Linked DNA regions of Homo sapiens: region 2 is linked to region 1. A link is a contact called in ENCODE Hi-C or POLR2A ChIA-PET data. All regions are on one chromosome and are shown on one strand. Each heading gives the region's core, a stretch centred on a gene start or an enhancer-like site at or near the end of the contact. The rest is flanking DNA. Distances are from core to core; before and after follow the strand shown. Region 1 overlaps SLC14A2 (solute carrier family 14 member 2). Region 2 has its middle 18 kb from the start of ARK2N.

What was found. Hi-C counts contacts between places; a loop is a spot of excess contacts on that map. ChIA-PET counts read pairs that join two places held with the same protein, here RNA polymerase II (POLR2A). Pooled maps may share reads with other maps.
Region 2: a loop to region 1 is called in a pooled map, with 4 times the contacts of the local background. The contact joins two enhancer-like sites. A Hi-C loop is called at or near these places in 1 of 37 single-sample maps with no recorded cell type and 5 of 50 pooled maps. POLR2A ChIA-PET finds 5 or more read pairs at or near these places in 1 of 52 experiments (naive thymus-derived CD8-positive, alpha-beta T cell).

The regions. Positions count from the first base shown.
Region 1 is chr18:45,665,878-45,671,866 of GRCh38, forward strand. It overlaps SLC14A2 (solute carrier family 14 member 2), which reads left to right. Exons shown (of 20, transcript NM_007163.4): 12 at 260-342; 13 at 1,058-1,217; 14 at 1,956-2,145; 15 at 2,472-2,600; 16 at 3,429-3,621. The region is part of intron 7 of LOC105372093 (a long non-coding RNA gene); the gene reads right to left. Among named protein-coding and RNA genes, the nearest start is that of SLC14A2, 53 kb to the left of the region's middle. Within about 2 kb of position 4,539, at least 8 of the 41 ENCODE cell types and tissues checked have a DNase peak (open chromatin) inside an H3K27ac peak, as active enhancers do.
Region 2 is chr18:46,153,010-46,158,998 of GRCh38, forward strand. No RefSeq gene overlaps it. Among named protein-coding and RNA genes, the nearest start is that of ARK2N, 18 kb to the right of the region's middle. RefSeq lists a silencer at 2,876-3,082. Within about 2 kb of position 2,907, at least 6 of the 41 ENCODE cell types and tissues checked have a DNase peak (open chromatin) inside an H3K27ac peak, as active enhancers do.

The DNA of each region.
Region 1 (5,989 bases), core at 3,289-5,788:
CTCCCTAAATTCCTTGTAAAATGCCCTGTTTATATGAAGATGTACACTTTTTCCCCAAAGCGAGGGCCCAGATGGATCCATGACCAGTAAAAGAACAAAAGAGCCTTCGAGCTGCAAGGCCCCATGATTCTGTGCTTCCTCAGTAGGAACAGGAAATACTGCATAATCTTAACACCTCTTGAGCCTTGCAGGACATTAGCTTCTGAGGTGCCAGAGTAGAGGTGTCCTAACTGATGGTGCTCTTTCCTTCTAACTCCAGTGTTTGGAAAAGGCGAACACCAGGAAAGACAAAACAAAGACCCATTTCCCTATCGATACCGGAAGCCCACAGTCGAGCTGCTTGTGAGTACTGAGTGTCCTGAATCAGGGACAGCGCCCTACAGTCACAGAGCCCACAGCAGATGAGGGAGCTGAGAGCTGTAAACAAGGTTCTCCGATTTAGGCAAACTTTTCTTGCATTCGTATTTTCTGAAATGTAATTACCTGGGACAAAAATGTCTCTTTCACAGTTTACTTTGTAACTTTTCATATTCCTTGTATTTGAATTATTATCAGGCTTCCTTTAAACCCAGTATTCAAGCATTTAGGAAATAAGCTGGTGCCTGTTTTCAAAAACAGAATCTTCACATGTTCAATTTCATACCCTTATGTTTATGAACAGTTATATCTTAAAGACTAGACATGCCAGGGAGAAAGCCATTTCTTCTGGAAAGAGTATTAATGTTAAAAAAAAAAAAAGACTAAAAATCTGTGGTTAATCTCAGTTCTACTGTTTGACCTTGACCTTTGAAAATGAGAACCTCCACTTGCCAGAGTCCTCCTCCACAGAACGAAAGTAAAGATGTTATCTTACTGTGCCTCACGGTAGTTAACCTATTAGATGAGGTCATGTGTCAAACAAAAGACAGTCTAATCTACAGAAACAGGGAGGTTAAACAGCAATTTAATGAAATACCAAATGACAATCTTATTTGGTCCCTGAGTGACCACAAACATGAATTCTCAGTGTAAGAACCACCGAATGTGGGAGACTCTTGCCTATCTCTGTCCTGGACAGGATCTGGACACCATGGAGGAGAGCTCTGAGATAAAAGTGGAAACAAACATTTCCAAGACATCCTGGATTCGGAGTTCCATGGCTGCCAGTGGGAAAAGGGTCAGCAAAGCCCTCAGCTACATCACAGGAGAGATGAAGGAGTGTGGAGAGGGACTTAAAGGTAAAATTCTATGAGAACAACACTGACCCTGACCCTAAAAACTCACCTCCACCCATCCCCAGGAAACCCATTGCCATGGGGGTTCCCTATAGACTAGACTTAGACTAGACTGCACTCTGTTACTGTGGTCTTTCCTGGAAGCTGGGAGTTTTGCTGTTAAAACAGACATACAGCCTCTTGAACTATAAATAGCAATACATGCAAGAGTGTGAGCTCATGAGCTCTCATTTCTGAACAGAACACTTCTGCTATCTCAAATATCCCATCTGAATATTGCAGACAGGTGTTTTTCGCATTGGGATTCTAGAGCCAGCATTCTAGAAAAACGCCATCTGGATGGTTCATGGGAGAACTGTGTCTACCATGCCAATAGGTTCTCTTTAGCAATCTTTCCAGAGCTCAGCCCATGGGTTTAATGCCCTCTATGCAGCAAGAACATGTTCTTGAAAATTCATGGTACCACCACAGGGGTCAGAGGCAGCTCAGGGCACCTAATCCCCCCTGCCAGAAAAACAACCTGGAGGTCACATCTGGCTGGTGATGGGTCTCAAGAGTTTTCTTGGCAGTCAGATGCTCTCTTGAGTTCCTTGTTTACCATCTTTGGTGGCAGGTGACAGCAGGTGGCTGGCTTCCTGCAAACCCACTTCGGATATCCAGATTCCCTCACACCCTCCATCTGCCCACCCAGGGCTGCCCACACTGAGCACTTGCCTACTTCCTGCCCCGGTTCCATTTCAGACAAGTCCCCAGTGTTCCAGTTCTTTGACTGGGTCCTCCGAGGCACATCTCAAGTGATGTTTGTGAACAACCCCCTCAGCGGCATCCTCATCATCCTCGGCCTCTTCATCCAGAACCCCTGGTGGGCGATCTCAGGCTGCCTGGGTACCATCATGTCCACCTTGACAGCCCTCATCCTGAGTCAGGACAAGTAAGTCCCAGAGGCTCAGGGTCCAAACATGTAGCCAAGAAGTCACTCCCCATGGGGACCATTCTTCCTCTTCCCAGCTGAGAAATCCTCAAAATAAGGACACTGACAACTAAAAATGACTGTTCCCTGGTTATTTTGTCATAGCAACATATTTCTAGAGAAATATGAAGGATTCATAGGGTTGTCTTCCTTCCCCACTCCCAGAAGGGTGGTCTATTTGAAGGCGTGTGTAGTCAGGCCCCAGATAAAAAGAATCTGACTCAATAGGAAAATGTAAAGGGCCCTGGGGAAGCCCCTGCTCCACCTGACCCTCCCTCTCCTGCCAGGTCGGCCATCGCTGCAGGATTTCACGGCTACAATGGGGTGCTGGTGGGGCTGCTGATGGCCGTGTTCTCAGACAAAGGTGACTACTACTGGTGGCTGTTGCTACCCGTCATCATCATGTCCATGTCTTGGTAAGTTTGCTTTTGAAGGGTTGTGGGTTCATATCAATGGCCACCAACCTTTTCATCCCAATCCCATGACCGTCTGTCTAAACGTGATATTAAAGTGGCATGTATTTAGCTTGCACATCAGAAATGTCCACTGGACTAATAACTAAGTTTATACCATGGTAGCCCCATGCTAGGTCTATACACAGTATCCCATTAGCGACCACCCTTTATTATTCTTTTAAGATCTAAATGGTTTTTGGTCTCACCCTGCCAGAGTGCAGAGAAAGAAACTGAGGCCCACATTGGTTAAGAGCTGCACTATAGGGTCCTGTCAGTTTCTGGAAATCTTTTCAACCCTCCCCTACCCCGGCTTTTCTAAATCCTTGGGACCCCTGAGCAGACCAAGACCACCTCCCAGGGTAGGCTGAAGGCCCAGCCATGGGGAAGCCCTCAGTGCCTGCTCTACCCCATGTTGAGAAAACACAGGGCACCCTGGCCACAAAGCCCATGCACACAGCCACTCAAAAAAACATTTGTTGAATGAATGTGATTCCCTCCCCTCGGCCTCCCCAACCTGATGCCTGGGGATGGAGCTATAGGATTCCTGAAGGAAGTTCTGAGACTGCCTGCCTTATATCTTCTTCTGAAGTTGAGTCTGGGTGCCCCACCCTGTCACTGTGCAGGGAGGAAGAGGCCCAGGGAAAGACCTGCTCAGGGCCAGTCAGGCTCCAGAGAATACCCAGCAGGCTGCTTTTCTCTAGGAAGGCACAGGGAGCCCCCACTGCAGCACAGTCTAGTGTTATGACCAGGCGGCTTCCTGACCAGCATCTCTCATGCTTCTGCCATCAGCCCCATCCTCTCCAGTGCCCTGGGTACCATCTTCAGCAAGTGGGACCTCCCAGTCTTCACACTGCCCTTCAATATCACTGTGACTTTGTACCTGGCAGCCACGGGCCACTACAACCTTTTCTTCCCCACAACGCTGCTGCAGCCTGCATCCGCCATGCCCAACATCACCTGGTCAGAGGTCCAAGTGCCCTTGGTACGTATCATGGAAGGAGGAAGGGCAGGTCTGTCCACACTGGATGTTACTGGCATTTGCATATTTTGCACATCAGAAACATCCACAAGTAATAATTTTTAACAATTACACAGTACCAAGCATTCTACATATATATCTCATGAGCTGCCATCCTTTTCTACTTCTGAGAGCAAAAAGGGCTAGTTTTGGTCTCACTCTATGATAGCACAGAGAAGGAAACTGCGGCCACGTTAAGAGACCTGCCTTAGGTCTTACAGCCAATTAGGGAGGAGCAAAGTCAAGACTAGAACTTCAGCCTCCTGACTTCCAGCCTGGGCTCTTTGTGGATGTTTAAAAAGTCTTTTTGAGGCTTACAGCTTGCGTTGTGCATTTTCTTTCATTCAATCACACGGAATCATTCAAGTCGTACACATCATGCTACCATCTATTGGCTTAAGAAGTCGTTGTTCCAACCTCCAGAGTTTATTCCCTTCACTCACCAAAGCTGGGCCTGGTGGCACATGCCTATAGTCCCAGCTACTCAGAAGGCTGAGGTGGGAGGATCGCTTGAGCCCAGGAGTTTGAGGCTGCAGTGCGCTGTGATTGTGTCACTGCACTCCATGAGACTCTATCTCCAAAACAAAAACAAAAACCCCAAAATCAAATCGTTTTCTTGCTAAATACTGGTGCTTCTCAGTGTAAACTCAGGGCTTTTTCTACTACACCATGCTGTTGGTTTTAAAGCACAGGTGTTCTTTCATTAAGAAACATATAACAGAGCTTTTAAAGTTTTTTTTAATAAGTATTCTGTATATAATCCTGACCTCTGGAAGTCAGCCAAGGTGATTAATAAGAAGCTGCACTCACAGTATTAAGTCAGCCTAGAGAAATGTGCCTATTAGCCAGCCACCTTATCTAACAAGGCACGTTTTCTCCAAGGCCCTCCTACTTTCCGTTACACGAAACGGCTCCACAGTCTGGCGCTCACTCTGAGACTTCGTTATTGGCAACTCATCATCTGACCACAAAATCACTTGGGCTTGTTGAAGGAACTTTCTCTAAAATAATGATGCCTCGTTTCTCTTAGCTTTCCACAGTAAGCAACAGCGTGGTGTAGTAGAAAGAGCCCTGAATTTACACTGAGAAGCACCAGTATTTAGCAAGAAAACTATTCGATTTTGGGGTTTCTGTTTTTGTTTCAGAGATAGAGTCTCATTCTGTCACCCCGGCTGGAGTGCAGTGACGCAATCACAGCTCACTGCAGCCTCAAACTCCTGTGTTCAAGGGATCCTCCCACCTCAGCCTTCTGAGTAGCTGGGACTACAGTCATGTGCCACCAGGCCCAGCTAATTCTTTATATTTTTTTGTAGAGATCGCTCTTGTCATTGTTGCCCAGGCTGGTCTCAAACCTCTGGCCTCAAGCGATCATGCCACCTCAGCCTCCCAAAGTGCTGGGATTACAGGCGTGGACCATTACACCTGGCTGAGAACTATTTGTGTTAGTCGGATCCTTGATCATTTTGTGTGTGTGAGGACCTTCTTGGACCAGAAACAAGAAAAGGTGCTGTGCTGGCAGTTCAGCTTCTTAAGCTGCCCGTTCTTAGTCTACCCAATTAATATCTTTTGGAGACAAACTTGCTCTAAGTGGCATGCTATGGGGAAATGATGTCAGAAAATGCAGATTTTAGATATTGCATTCTATATGTCACAGTTTCAGTTGAGAAGAAATTTTGAAATTTTATAGAAATGGAAAAAAATGAATAATCCTGTACAAACACTTGAGACCCACCACCACCACCACCACCACTCCACCAGTGTTCCAGGAAAGAAAAATTCAATTTTGTGGCATTATTCTTTAAGAAGTAACTTTCTGGCCAACTGAATGGATTATGACAATGACTCATATGTTTTGTCTTTTTGACCTTTAAAATTAGAGCCTTGAGTTTCTGATAAATAAGTGGTGAATTTCAGAGGGATTGTCTAAACTTCCCAGCAATGTTGAGTCCCCACGGCTTCCTCTGCTCTTGTGACCACTGAGAGCCCTCTGAAGGGTGCAACTGGCTGAGGACAAAACTGCCCATGCTGCTGCTTCTGTATGTGCAACTCTCTCTCGCCTGTCCCCTTTGCCCTGCATGGTGAGGCCAGAGCCCTCATTCTGTTCTCTGCCCTGGGTAACAGGAGACTAAGCCCAAAGCCTAACCCACTCAGCCTGTCTCCTGTACACACTCACTGTGGCGTGAGGGCCCCCGAGCTGCAGGATCTCCCTCCCCGGCCACGCGCAGAGGGAAGAGTTCTCTAGAGAAGAGCGTCCTTGCCTTAATCTATATACAGGGACTCGCCCCAGGACACTGCCTCTCCTCAGCTTCCTGCCCATGGGCCTTGGCTAGAC
Region 2 (5,989 bases), core at 1,657-4,156, 490 kb after region 1:
CTGCCGCCTGCCCCAGGGGCCCGGACCACCAACACACCCCAGAGGTGGGGCACCCACTGTCTGCCTTCCCTCCCCCAATACTCCCTCACACACAGCTGACACGCTCATCTGACTGGCTAAAGGGATTGTCCCTTATTAAATTCCTTGGGGGATGATCTCATTAAGCCTTGTTATGGGTCACTTCTATTTCAGGGAGAATAAATTTGCTGCAATCTATGGGCAGCTAGTTAATTGAAACCTGAGGAAGGGGCTGGGGGAGGGGAGGGCACGGGTGAGGGGGTGGAGCGAGCCTGAAAGTGTGGGAAGTGCCTGGCCTGGTGAGAGCTGAGAGCTGGCTGGGAGGAGGCTGAAGGTGCACATGAGGGTAGCCGATAAGGAGGAGGCCACAGGCAGTGGAGGGAGAGGGGAGACAAAAGCAGGTGTCAGCTGCAGCCTGATGCAGGGAGATAGCCTCCTAACTGCCTCCCAGGCCTCTGTGCTCAGCCCTGCCCCAACATATGAGTCCAGGCCAGCACAAAGTGATAAGCACCTAGGCCAGGATGTAGCAACAGAGATGGAAAAGAAGGAGATATGAGAGAACTTGGAAACAAATTTGATACAGGGATGAAGGAGAGGAGAGGAAAAAACCCAAGATGACCTTTAAAGATGCTTGGAGAATGGGGAGAGGCGCCAGCCGGAGCACAAGCCCAACACAGGCCTCTGAGCAATGCCAAGTTTACTGCTCTGCTGTTTAAAGAATCCTTCTTCACCCATTTCCGAAAAAATGTTTCCTATCTCCGGTTTTCTGGCTCTTCAGCCATTCATCTATTCATGCAAGCATTCATTCGGTTCGTCAGAATGGAGACCTTACGTAGCACTCTATCAGCCCCTCTGCTGAATACCGGCAATGCAAATATAGACAAATAGATTTTATAGGCTAAGCGTCGTGAGTCCACCCAGAGCAGTTAGCCACTCCCAGGAGCTCTTTTCCTTCCATTCCCTCTTTTCCAACAGTTGTGTTGATTTTCAGGATAGCTGCTGCAGAGAAGAGAATTCAAAGATGGAGGAAGGTTTTGTGTTGGGGATCTAAAGCCAAAGGAACTTGTGACTTTTGGTCATGCTGAGAGACAGGTGACCACTAATTGTGTAGCCCTTGGCTGGTCTCTGTCTTTTTGAGACTGAGTTTCGCTCTTGTTGCCCAGGCTGGAGTGCAGTGGCACGATCTCGGCTTACTGCAACCTCTGCCTCCCAGTTTCAAGCAATTCTCCTGCCTCAGCCTCCCAAGTAGCTGGGACTACCGGCATCCATCACCATGTTGGCCAGGCTGGTCTCGAGTTCCTGACCTCAGGTGATCCACCTTGCCTGGTCTCTTAATGCTCTTAGCCTGAATTTTATCATCTGTAAAAGGAGAAATAGGCTTAGATGATTTTAGAAAACTCTTCTACTTTGTATCTATGTTCTTGTTTTATGGATGTGAAAGTACTCTGAAAAGTTTGATTTCTACGCAGATGTGAGGTAGTTCTTTATTTCAGAAAGCAATAACAATGCGAGTGCCCACAGGGTGGATATGGGTTGTGAAATGGAAACTCCATCCCCTACTTCTTGCTTCCCTGTGGAGGGGTCTCTATTGGAGCCACATTCCTGGAGTCTCTCTGGCCTGACTCTCCCGGCAAGAAGAATGGTTCCCATCCGGTAATATTTTCTCCACCCAATATTTTACCTGAAATGTCACCAGGAAATATTAATCCCCATGGATCTCATGTCAGCTGCCCTCCTTTATATTTCAAGACCATGGTGGGAGGTAGAGCATGAAACCAGATCACCTTCTGGTGTGAAGATTTCAAGGGAGAAGTTGAGGTGGGAAGCCTCACCAGGTATTCTCTTTAGGACTTGCCTGAGAGTAGATTCTGGGCTGCTCAGACAGGGCAGCGCTCCTGTGACTGGTTGAATAGTCTGTCTACATTTGCTGTGACAGGAATGGGATAGGAAGTTCATGGAGGCTGCTCATTTGCACCGTGTCCCCCAATCCAGCTTTGATCTGCCATAAAGTTGACATTTAAGTGTTCGCCTGTTTCCTGCATCTTATTTTTTAGTTGCTTCCAAACTTGAGGAGAGAAAGAGAAAGGGTTATTTATTACACAGGCCCCAACCCTAGCAAGAGAAAAAAAAAAAATCACAGTCCACGTTATAAGTCTTCCTTGGGATTTTGTTCTTTTTTTCTTTTTTCGAGACAGGGTCTCACTCCGTCATCCACACTGGAGTGCAGCTATATGATCTGGGCTCACTGCAGCCTCCACCTCCCAGATTCAAGCGATTCTCCCACTTCAGCCTCCCGAGTATCTGGGATTACAGGTGCCCGCCACCATGCCCAGCTAATTTTTAGTATTTTTAGTACGGATGGGGTTTTGCAATGTTGGCCAGGTTGGTCTCGAACTCCTGACCTCAAGTGATCCACCTGCCTTGGCCTCCCAAAGTGCTGGGATTACAGGAGTGTGCCACCACACCCGGCTAATTTTTGTATTTTTAGTGGAGACAGGGTTTCACCATGTTGGCCAGGCTTGTCTCAAAGGAGATTTTTTTCTTTTTTCTAAATTCCTCCCTTACCCTTGCCTTCTCCACATCCAAATGAGTATCAGCCTCTGGGCACTCATTCCCAAAATGACCTAGTCCTTTCATTCCACTGTGACATCTTTCCAGAATGCTTTTCCTCTTCTCTATGAGGCAAAATTCTTGTCATTCTTAGAGTCATGGCTCAGAGTTCTCCCCCTCAGTGAGTCAATCCTTCTCAAGGAGCTCAGGCTGAGTTTGCAGCTTCCTTGTCTCAGTTTCTAGGACTCTATTCTATTATGCTATCACTAGTCCTAATGGGAGGCGACCTCATGCCCGTCTTACCCAATAGAGCAGACTAGGTTGAGTGCTGTACCTGGAAGTTCCTCTGGCCACATCTATGTCTTCTTAGAACTATTGTGTCTGGGGTTTCCTGGGTGGGGAAGGCAAATGAAACCTCAGCAATGACTGGTATGAATTCTCCTGCCAGGTGGGGGCCTTAAAGTAGAAATCAAATTGATTTCTAGGAAATGAAGAAAGTGATGTTTCTTGCATACTTGAGTTGGAGGGCTAGAGTATTATTCACTGCAAATAAATTCTGACCTTGTTTTTTCATGAAATGTTGCTCTCCTTCTCACTCTTCCACCCTAGAAATTTTGTCAAGGCTTGAATCAGTCCAGAATTTACTCTATTGTTCCCTTACCTGTTGCTTGGAATGTGACCGTTTGGGGAGTGTGTTTTGTTTTGTTTTGTTCTGAGACAGAGTCTTGCTCTGTTGCCCAGGCTGCAGTGCAGTTGTGCGATCTTGGCTCACTGCAACTCTGCTTCCTGGGTTCAAGCGATTTCCTGCTAATTTTGTTTTTTTTTATTTTTAGTAGAAAAAGCATTTCACCATATTGGCTAGGCTGGTCTTGGACTCCTGACCTCAAGTAAACTGGCTGGCCTTGGCCTCCCAAAGTGCTAGGATTACAGGCATGAGCCACCACACCTGGCCTGGGGAGTGTTTTACCATTCCTGAGACTAGATGGTGACAGGTTCTTACAACAGCCTGAGCAAAGCCTGACACAGAGGGGGAACCCCTTCAGTGGATGGGTCCTTCCTGCCACAGACTAAATGTAAATAAAGTCCTTCTGCTGTGTCTTCAGTGAGGATGGAGAACAGAGGGCTGCTCAAGGTCAAGTTGTATACTTGGAGGCTGGAGAAGAAGCCCCACACAGAGAAAGCCCAGGTGAGCTGAGCAGGACAGGAAGGATCCTCCGAGACCTGCAGATCATGCCACCAACCAGCACCAGGCCTACATCCAAGGAGCGCAGGGTATCCAGGAAGAACATCAGGCCGTACTCTCTCTCAGGCTAGACCAGTCACTTCTATTCCAAAGAAGACTTCTCAGGGCTGGAAGCATCCCCTCCCCTCTGTAGTCCCTCTCTTGTGCTTGCTGCCCTCCTTGACCTTGGTTCCCTTGGTTTCCAGTGAGCCAAGTGGAGGTGTACTCTCCCACCTCGTCATGTGCAGCCTGCCTGGGAACACAGTGTCTCCAAGGCTGACTGAGGAGAACAGAACTTGAGGAGAAAAACAGCAGCACAGAGAAGGAAAAACAGAGTGGGGCCTGGGGAGAAAGGAGAGCTCTCAGCTGGGGTTTCCCACAGAAGCAGAGTCTCAGACAAGAGCTTGCACACAGGTCATTAATTTTGGGAATTACCCCAGAACAGGAGTGAGGAACTGGAGAGAGTGACCCAAGGAAGGAGGGAGAGCCATTCCAATGTGTGCTGCCTTATCAAGCTCATCTCCAGGGAGGCCGCCTGGGCGTGGTCCACCTGTTTGCCCCTAAAGAGAACCAAAGAACGAGCTTCAAAATTGTTCGTCTGAGGGAAATAATAGAGGATGTTTATCCACCAGTTCTGGCCCCCTCGGGTCAAGGTTGCCCCATAGGATGTTAACTCCTTCTGTCTTCTAGGTTTGTCCACATGCAATCCAGAGTGTCCCAGGAGGGAAACCCCGGGGCAGGTGATACCTACAGGCAACTGCAACAATGACTGGAGGGTAAATGTGGACCAAGGTGTGAGCTGGGGCACCATACAAAAGAGAAGGGTGAGGAAGAAGCTGCAGCACAAAATGGAGATTAGAGGGAAAAACGAGGTTAGTGGAGCCATCATCATCTGCTTGCCCGATGCACACAGCAAGTCAATATGCCGAGACACCGGGTTGAAGCAGAGAAAGAGGTTTAACTGTAGTGTCACTGAATGAGGAGATGGGAGAAAACCTCATCTCCATCTCTCCAAGGAATTTGGGGTTAGGGTTCTTAAGGGTTTTGGAGTGGGCAGAAGTGCGGAGATCATTGATTGGTGGAAGACTGCAGGCTGAAGTCCTGGGACAGGGAGAGGAATAAGCTGTATTCTCACGGGGATCCCGTTCCTCTGTGGGGATCTTCAGACTGGGTGCTGGAATTGGGGGGTCTGAAAAAACCTTTTAGGTCGGGTGCAGTGGCTCACGCCTGTAATCCCAGCACTTTGGGAGGCCGAGGCGGGCGGATCACTTGAGGTCAGGAGTTCGAAACCAGCTTGGCCATCATGATGAAAACCTGTTTCTACTAAAAATACAAAAAATTAGCTCGGTGTGGTGGTGCTTGCCTGTAACGCCAGCTACTCAGGAGGCTGAGGCAGGAGAATCGCTTGAACCCAGGAGGCGGAGGTTGCAGTGAGCTGAGATCAGGTGGCGCCACTGCACTCTAGCCAGGAACCATGGGGATGCAAATCAATTATTAGTCTTATGACCCTAATGTCAGAGATCCTACCTGTAGGCAAAAAGGCAATGCAAATGGTCAGGAACTAGTGACTTTTAGCAACAAGAAAGTGGGCAGAGTGCAGCCTGATTAGTGTTTAATTACAACTATATTTCTGTCCAGAACCCAGCATACAATTCTTGTCAGCCTTCTGGGGGCAGTCTCAGGAGGACAACTGAGGAGAAGACAAAGCAACCATAAACAGTCCTTGTTTCAGGGAGAGACGTGAGCAGGGCAGAGGCAGCCCTTCAGCAGCCGGGGCCTCTGCCGAACTCCTAGAACTGGCTAGGGTGAGAATAAGCCCTGAAATGTACAGAGTTCTTGCTGCTACAAGACTCTGGCAGGCCCACTGGCAGGAATGAGTGGCCCTGGCAGTAACTGTACATTCCCACCCCCTTGTAGCCTGGGGCAATCTCTTTTGGGCCTCCCATGATGATAAGCTGTCTCCTGAGCATTCCTGACTCTTCCAGTTCAACAATACCAATTTAGAGTTTCTAGCTGAGAACACACCTCTCCCAAAGGGCAGGCTGAAGGAACAGGATTATAAAAGGGTCATGACCTGCTAGAATGGAAACAAGTTTCCTACAGTTCTTGTGGCAGTGGCCCCCCAAGTTAGGGTTAAGGTTGCTCCCCGCCATCAATATAGCCCCCAGGATTGGATGGATTTGAGGAGATGGATTCTAG